Regions from separate parts of the Homo sapiens genome. Here region 1 is linked to region 2. Evidence: chromatin contacts called from ENCODE Hi-C or POLR2A ChIA-PET data. All regions are on one chromosome and are shown on one strand. Each heading gives the region's core, a stretch centred on a gene start or an enhancer-like site at or near the end of the contact. The rest is flanking DNA. Distances are from core to core; before and after follow the strand shown.

What was found. Hi-C counts contacts between places; a loop is a spot of excess contacts on that map. ChIA-PET counts read pairs that join two places held with the same protein, here RNA polymerase II (POLR2A). Pooled maps may share reads with other maps.
Region 1: a loop to region 2 is called in a map with no recorded cell type, with 6 times the contacts of the local background. The contact joins the promoter of RFX5 here to the promoter of TUFT1 in region 2. A Hi-C loop is called at or near these places in 2 of 37 single-sample maps with no recorded cell type and 7 of 50 pooled maps. POLR2A ChIA-PET finds 5 or more read pairs at or near these places in 3 of 52 experiments (Panc1, WTC11 and common myeloid progenitor, CD34-positive).

The regions. Positions count from the first base shown.
Region 1 is chr1:151,346,002-151,350,102 of GRCh38, reverse strand. RFX5 (regulatory factor X5) reads left to right here and starts at 2,851. Exons shown (of 11, transcript NM_001025603.2): 1 at 2,851-2,892; 2 at 3,497-3,614; 3 at 3,770-3,898. The coding sequence starts at 3,783. It overlaps RFX5-AS1 (RFX5 antisense RNA 1), which reads right to left and starts at 3,093. Exons shown (of 2, transcript NR_131972.1): 1 at 2,915-3,093; 2 at 2,212-2,471. RefSeq lists enhancers at 2,437-2,786, 2,753-3,335, 2,390-3,589, 3,929-4,018.
Region 2 is chr1:151,538,442-151,542,443 of GRCh38, reverse strand. TUFT1 (tuftelin 1) reads right to left here and starts at 2,135. Exons shown (of 13, transcript NM_020127.3): 1 at 2,018-2,135. The coding sequence starts at 2,077. CGN (cingulin) reads right to left here. Exons shown (of 21, transcript NM_020770.3): 21 at 3,752-4,002. RefSeq lists enhancers at 1,328-1,842, 1,843-2,358, 2,874-3,390.

The DNA of each region.
Region 1 (4,101 bases), core at 1,602-4,101, 190 kb after region 2:
TCTTTCCATCAGTCTATATCCATATTTGGCTTGCTATTTATTTATTTATTTATTTAGAGATGGAGTTTCGCTCTTGTTGCCCAGGCTGGAGTGCAATGGCATGATCTCGGCTCACCCAACCTCCGCCTCCCAGGTTCAAGCAATTCTCCTGCCTCAGCCTGCCAAGTAGCTGGGATTACAGGCATGCACCACCACGACTGGCTAATTTTGTTTTGTTTTTTGTTTTGTTTTTTGTTTTTTGTTTTTAGTAGAGACGGGGTTTCTCCATGTTGGTCAGGCTGGTCTCAAACTGACCTCAGGTGATCTGCCCACCTCAGCCTCCCAAAGTGCTGGGATTATAGGCATGAGCCACCACACCAGCCGGCTTTTTTTTTGTTTTTTGTTTGTTTGTTTGTTTTGAGACAGGGTCTTACTCTGTCACCCAGGCTGCACGACAGAGTGGTGCAATCATAGCTCACTGCAGCCTCGAACTCATGGGTAATAGTGATCCTCCTGCTTCAGCCTCCCAAGTTGCTGGAACCACAGGCATGTACCACCACACCTGGCTGTGTGTGGTGTGTGTGTGTGTGTGTGTGTGTGTGTGTGTGTGTGTGTGTGTGTGTGTTTAGAGAGAGACAGAGTCTCACTTTGTTGCCCAGGCTGGTCTCAAACTCCTGGCCCCAAGCAATCCTCTTGCCTTTGCCTCCCAAAGTATTGAGATTATAGGCATGAGCCATCATGTCCAGCCCGTTATACCCATATTTATTTATGAGTATCTGCAAATATGTATACATGCAGTCTAAGGCAGTGCTCAAAACAATCAGCTTTGAGGCAGACTGCCTGCCTTTGGATCCTGATTCTAGCACTTTCTACATATATGACTAAGGACAAGTCCCTTCACCTCTCCACATTGGTTTCCTCATCTGTAAAATGGAGACAGTAACAGTACCTACTTCAGAGAGTTGCTGTGAGCATTACACGAGGTGTTTAGCATTTGGTATGGTGTCTGATACCTAATAAACACCAAATAAATTTTTGTTTGTTTTTGTTTGAGACGGAGTTTCGCTCTTGTTGCCAGGCTGTAGTGTAATGGCACAATCCTCCGCCTCCCCAGTTCAAGTGATTCTCCTGCCTCAGCCTCCCGAGTAGCTGGGATTACAGGCATGCGCCACCACGCCCGGCTAATCTTGTATTTTTAGTAGAGACGGGGTTTCTTCATGTTGGTCAAGCTGGTCTCGAACTCCCAACCTTAGGTGATCCGCCCACCTCAGCCTCCCAAAGTTTTGGGATTACAGGCGTGAGCCACCGCGCCTGGCCTAATAAACACCAAATAAATTTTAGCTGTTATTAGAAAACCTGGCCAGGTGCAGTGGCTCACACCTGTAATCCCAGCACTTTGGGAGGCCAAGGCAGGTGGATCACCTGAAGTCAGGAGTTTGAGACCAGCCTGACCAACATGGTGAAACTCCGTCTCTACTAAAAACACAAAAATTATCTGGGCGTGGTGATGCACGTCTGTAAACCCAGTTACTCGGGAGGGTGAGGCAGGAGAATCGCTTGAACCCAGGAGGCGGAGGTTGCAGTGAGCCAAGATCGTGCCATTGCACTCCAGCCTGGGCAACAGAGCGAGACTCCGTCTCAAAGAAAAAAAAAAAAGAAAGAAAGAAAGAAAAAAGAAAACCTCTTGCCAATATATCCTTATTGCCCCAACTCCACAATCTCCTGGGTTCCCCCAGCACTCATAGAAGCTGATAATAGGGAAAGGTAGGCTGTAAAGGGCAATGGTGATGAGCTCAGGCAGCACTACTGTCTTCTTTACAAAAGCACATTAATGATGAGCCTGGAGAACATATTAGATGTCAGGATGGCAAATACAGTTTTGGTTGTAACATGACCGCTGCGCAAAACAAAATACATCCATGTAAGAGGCTTTCAACCTGGAGTCCATGACCTCTCTGAAATTAGATGCAAAACTTGGTCTCTGTGTGCATTTTTCATGGTAGAGGGTCCATTGCTTTTGTCTGATTCATAACCTTAAAATGTCTTAAGTAAGAGGGTTAAGAACCCATGACCTATTCAGTACAATGTTCCCTGAGTGTAAAAAGTTCCTGTGGCATCCAGCACCCCCGTGGGAGTCCATCAAAATTCCAGGGTTCACCGACTGCAGAACTATGGGGATGCAAATGCATTTGCAACTCTTTGGAAGTAAAGTACACACGGGAAACCAAGAAATACTAAGAGGGAAAAAGCATTTTAGTTTAATGGGTACAACTGCTGAGGTTTTGAGGCCTCCATCAAGAAGGAAAAGAGAGCCCAGATTGCAGGTCTGTTGCGAGTAAGTGTGTCTGCAGGTTGTATTAGGCATGTGGTGATGGTGATGGGGGGTTATAGGAGCTTACAGTGAACTTCCATCACTCCTACCCATCATTGTCTAGTTATTTTATCATCCATTGATTCTTCTCTTCCGGCAGCTCTGAGGACCGTAGACTAAACTGAAACACAAAAGGGGAGGGCAAAAGAAAAGACAGTTCCAAAGGGAGCCGAGCGCCCGTTCTTTCATCCTGCGGTCCCTTTAAGAGAAGAACCTCTTGGGACCTGCAGTCCCAACCGACCCCAGTTTTAACCGAAACCCAACCCGGACTTCCCCCTCTTGACTCAAATAAGACCAACTTTGGATTTTCCCTCCCCTATTGACCAATCAGATTCTGTTACCAGGCAGACTTCAGCGGCCGCCGGTACGAGCCCGGCGCCTTCTGTCTCCGGGTGGCAGCAGTGACCAATGACAGAGCAGGCCGCCCGTGTATCTAGGCAGATCGCGGCTGTTACAACCATTCAGAAAAAGGAAAATAAAGCAACGCACGAGCCGGCTGGGCCAGGACCTTGGGGCTGGGCTGGAGTGAAGGTGGCTACGAGGTAGTTTCTCTTTCTCCCTTACCTTTATTGTTGCTTGTGTTGGAAGGCGACTGTTCAGAGGTAGGGAGGGGCAAGATGAGTTGGGAGGAGAGCAGAAAAAGATTGTAGCTGTATTTTCAACAGCTTCTTCACCCATGTGCACGTGCCCGGAATCTGGGACCCCATTCCCCTGCCGGGTTTCTGACGCCCAGCGCATGAGTTCCGCTACCCCGCCCCACCCCCGCTCCACTTTGCAGAAACCGGGGATTGAATGGAGGGGGAAGGGAAGGAGGTGGGGGCGCGCCTCAGGATGGGCTGTTGTGGGAGATGACGTAGGGGCCGGCGACGTGGGGAGGGGGAGCAGCGGGGGAAGTCGTGGCGAGATTAAGTAATGAGAACTTGGGCCCAGTTTTTTTTCCAAGCCTAGAAGGGCAGAATATGTTCGTATCCTTTCTGACCTCCCAGGCATATGCAATGGTGAGGAGTATTTTTGAGAATTAGAGAACTTTGTTTTGTGGCTGTTATTGTTGTTTTTGAGGGGGAGGAGGGCAGTATGGGGTCAGAGGCAGAAATGAAAATTTCTTGCTAACATGGATTCCCAATCCCCCTATCTCTTCCTTTACAGTTTTCCAGATTTAGGAGACTTCAGAAAGGTGGGGCAGATAGAATGGAGATGGCAAAGATCTCTTTGGGCATATATGGGCCTGGCGAAGTAATGGAATAATTTCTAATTTTCGGAGAAGGCAAGTGGTGAGAAAAAGACCACCGGGGAAATTCGGAGGCTTTGTTTCTGTTTCTCTGCCTTTCTGGGTAAAGAGATGAGGAGTGCCCTGGGGCCTTCTGGGGAAGGGAAGGCCAGTGTGAGTTACATCTTTATGCCTGTCCCTCTCAATTCTAGCCCTCATGCCGGGATGGCAGAAGATGAGCCTGATGCTAAGAGCCCCAAGACTGGGGGAAGGGCCCCCCCAGGTGGTGCTGAGGCTGGGGAACCTACCACCCTTCTTCAGAGGCTCCGAGGTACCATTTCGTAAGTACTCATCACATCTCCAAGTCCTGTCCAAGACCTGAGTATAGATCCCTGCAGCACTTCACTTTGGCTGTAGATGAACTGCCTCTCAGCAAGGGCATGGGAGCAGAGGGAGATTTTTGGCCATGGTAGCAATTCTTGAGCACCTGCTGGGCATTTCAGTCCTTTTCCCTCCCTAGCAGTCAGATAAAGAGACAGGGAAA
Region 2 (4,002 bases), core at 886-3,385:
CCTGGGCAACATGGTGAAATCCCATCTCTACCAACAGAAAAAAAAAAAAAAAATTTTAGTCAGGTGTGGTGGCATGTGCCTACAGTCTCAGCTACTTGGGGAGACTGAGGTAGGAGGATCTACTGAAACCAGGAGGTGGAGGTTGCAGTGAGCTGAGATCATGCCATTGCACTCCAGCCTGGGCAACAGAGCAAGGCCCTGTCTCAAAAAAAGAGAAAAGAAAAGAGAAAAGAAAAGAAAGGAAGAAAGAAAAAAAATAGTAGAGGTTAATGATTCATTAACACTGCCAGTGCCAACTTGGTCTTAGACTTCTTTCCGGATCTCTTTTCTATATAGCAAGCAAGCAAAAAGCAGCCCAAACATCCCTCTCCTTTATTTATCTCATACCCTTTTCCCTCAACTATTCCAAAAGAGAGAGCAAGAGCATGGAAGAGAAGCTATAGGTGGTGTGCATCTGAAGTCCCAGCTACTCAGGAGGCTGAGGCAGAAGGATTGAGGCCAGGAGTTCAAGGCTGTGGTGTGCTATGATTGCACCCGTGAAGAGCCACTGTACTGCAGCTCCGGCAACATAGCAAGACACTCGTCGCTTAAAAACAAAGAGCAGGGAGTAGGACTTGTGGCTGACACATAATGGATAGATTTCTTCCATCTCTTCAGAGTCTCATAGCTGGGGATGTGGCAGGCTACAGAAGAATGGGGTTTGGGCAACTGGGGTTGGCCAATAGCAACATCTGTATTTTAATGTGGCAAAAACACTCATAGCCCAGGCAGAAATGGAGAGGGGACTGGGAAAAGAACTAAATGACCATCTGTATTCTAAACCTGAAATGAGTTTGAAGAAGAGCCATAATCTAGCTGCAGTTGGGTTAGCTCTACCTCAAGAGCAGGATGAGGCAGGCAGAGAGTAAGGGAGTCAGATGTGGGAGGGGGGATGATACACAAGTTCCCCATCACCTTAGTTTTCATTTCACTCCCACCCACAATAGCTTGGAAATTGATGAAATAGTACACACCTAATCTGGGTTAAGTTCCCCAAAAGAGCCTAGAAACACTCAGCCACAAATTACCCTCCTCAGCCTCTGGAGAGGAAAAACCATATGGTCAGCTAGGGTGGGGAGAACTGGGACTGGGAGCCAGAGAAAGAGGAGAGAGGGGTAGACCAGCCTGCACTGGAGAACGCCCCCTTTCTCCGCAACCCTCTCCCCGTCCAGAAGCCTTCGCTTGGGTCACTTCCCTCCCCTTCTCGGCCCGGGTTCTGCATCCCCTTCCTCCACTATCCCAGGGCCTGGCGGCTGGAGACGGAAGCAAAACTAACACACCGTCCCAGGAAGCTATCGGCAGGCAGATAGAGGGAGGAAAACAAGAGAACTACAAGGGGGAAGAAGGAGAAATCCAAGACAAGAGGTGACCCCCGGGCGGAAAGCCCTATCCCTTAGCGAAAGGTAGAGTCCCTAGCCAATCTCGGAATAGTTTGAGTCCTACCGTCCCCTACTTGCCCCCCGCCCTCCAGTCCAAGCCCTGTAATTTACTCTACCATTTTTCTTGTTACTGATCATCCAAAGCACCATGATGAAATTCTTTGGAGGGCCTCGGAGGTCACCAGGACCCTCGACCCACGGGAAAGCCTAAGCCTCCTCGGCAGGACACAACGTCCAAAGGCGCTCAGGGACCCAGTCGCTTGAGCTCATTCTCTTATGACCCAATGTGGCTGCCCAAAAGACGCCTGAGACCCGCGGCCCAAGCACGGGCTCGCCGGCGCCGAGTCCCAGGCAGGAGCCGCAGTGTCCTACCAAAGGGCAGGGACGCCCCGAACCCTCCAGCCTCAAAGGAGTCTTCACCCCGCGACTCCCACTGCCCGTCGCAGGCAAAAGAATAAAAAGAGAGAAGCGCCGCGCAGGGCTGACCGCGCGAGCCGGGCACCAGGTGATGTCAGCCAACACGGCGCGGGGCACGGAAGGGGCGGACTTAGAAACCGGGAATACAAAACGGAGAAGACAGCGAGAGCGCTTTTTCTTACCGCCGCCTGGTCCTCTGGGTGCACGTCCACCAGGGTACACCAGTTCCGCGTCCCGTTCATCTTCCCTCGGGGTCGCAGCACACACGCCACTTGTCCACCCCGCTGTCTGGCTCCAACTGGGCGGGCGCGCGCGGAACCGCCCCCTTGTATAGGCCCATCAGGGGCGGGGCTGAAGATAGGCCGCGCCCCCAGTTCGCGGTTTCGCAGAGAACTAACGATAGGCGAGGAGGTGAGGTGGGCGGAGCCAATGGGTCTGGGACATGCCCCATCGGTGCTCGCATAGATTTACACAAAGGTGGGGCTTGGGAGCGACATGGGGCTGCTTTAACTGAACAGCTTTATCTGGAGTATGTGGTTGCACATTCTTCATTAATCTTGTCGCTTTCCATCTTTCCAAGATCAGTGTTGGTCAGAGGGAATCACCCTGCCTGCTCCTAGTGGATGAGGAGTTGGAACCTGCAAAAGCTTCCTTCCATACATGCTCCTCTCCCTATACGTAAGCCACCTGTAGGCTTTGTGGAGCTGAGTAAACCTTTCCTCCACCGCAGAAAGGCAGGCACCAAGGTCCAGCTCACTCAGACTGGCCTAAGCCAGTCTGGCAGGTGCACTTCCTTGGCAAGAGGCCCAGGAGGCCCAGTCAGCTTAGGCTCTGGGTGGGGCTTGTTTTGCAGAAGCTCTTTTACTGACGCTGCCCTTATATAGTTGGGAGAGGCGGGACACATTGCCTTAAAAGGAATTTGTGTTCGTGAGAAAGGATGAGCCTTGACTTTTCCAGTTGCATTTTCTCCCCAAGCCTAGGCTGGGATCTTGAGGGCCTAGAAGAGAGGGTTGGCCAAGCAGGACCCTGGAGCTTCGTCCCCGCCCAGCTGCTCTTGGCAGATGGCTTCTTCACTTGGCTGTGGTCCACAGAGACAGCAGACAGAATACTTTAGGAGGAGGTCTGACCCACTCCTGAAGGGATAGTACTCCTATACCTGGCAATAGGCTCTAGTGAAGGGCCAGCTCCCTCTTCAAGGCAACACTAGGGCAGGAACAGCAGAAATGTCCCTACCTCCCAGTTAGGGACTGGGTCCTATGTCAGTTAGGAATGAATGAGGATTTTTCTACCTGGGAAGTGAATGCTGGGGTTATCACTATGACCCAAGGGAATAAAACCCAGTTCTGGTCTGTTCTACTCTAACCCTCAAAAAGGCATTTACTGCTGGCCAGGCGCAGTGGCTTATGCCTGTAATCCCACCACTTTGGGAGGCCGAGGTGGGCGGATCACAAGGTCAGGAGTTTGAGACCAGCCTGACCAACACAGTGAAACGCCATCTCTACTAAAAATACAAAAATTAGCTGGGTGTGGAGGCACGCGCCTGTAATCCCAGCTACTCAGGAGGCTGAGGCAGGAGAATCGCTTGAACCCGGGAGGCAGAGGTTGCAGTGAGCTGAGATCATGCCATTACACTCCAGCCTGGGTGACAGAGTGAGACTCCGTCTCAAAAAAAAAAAAAAAAAAAAGGCATTTACTGTCCTTGTTCTTCCCAGAAGGTTGTTCAGGAGAGAAGAGAATGGGGCTGCTATAAACATCTCCAGGTTTCGTAGGTCCCATCTGCTCTGTTCTAAAGGGCCTCTGAAAAGTCAGGTGAAGAAAACTCCAGCTTCGGCTCCTAAGCTGTACAGTTAATATGACTTCATAAAATCTGGACCTCCAAATATGCCAAGAAAAAGAATGAGAAGACAAACCAAGGATTTCAATATAAATGTGTAATTTTAATATTTAATTTAAAATAAAACCAAGGCTGGATTGGATTGGGAAAGAACGTTTGATTTGCAGAAGAATATAGGAATTTTTTTAATCACGACATTACAAGTCATTTGTGAAAACAGCCTTCCTCCTGCCACCGGCTCCCTATACAACCTGCTTAGGAAATATGGAGGTGAATCATCCCCCTTACCTCTTCCCTACCAGGGCTTGGTTCTCCCCAAAATCCAAAGGAGAA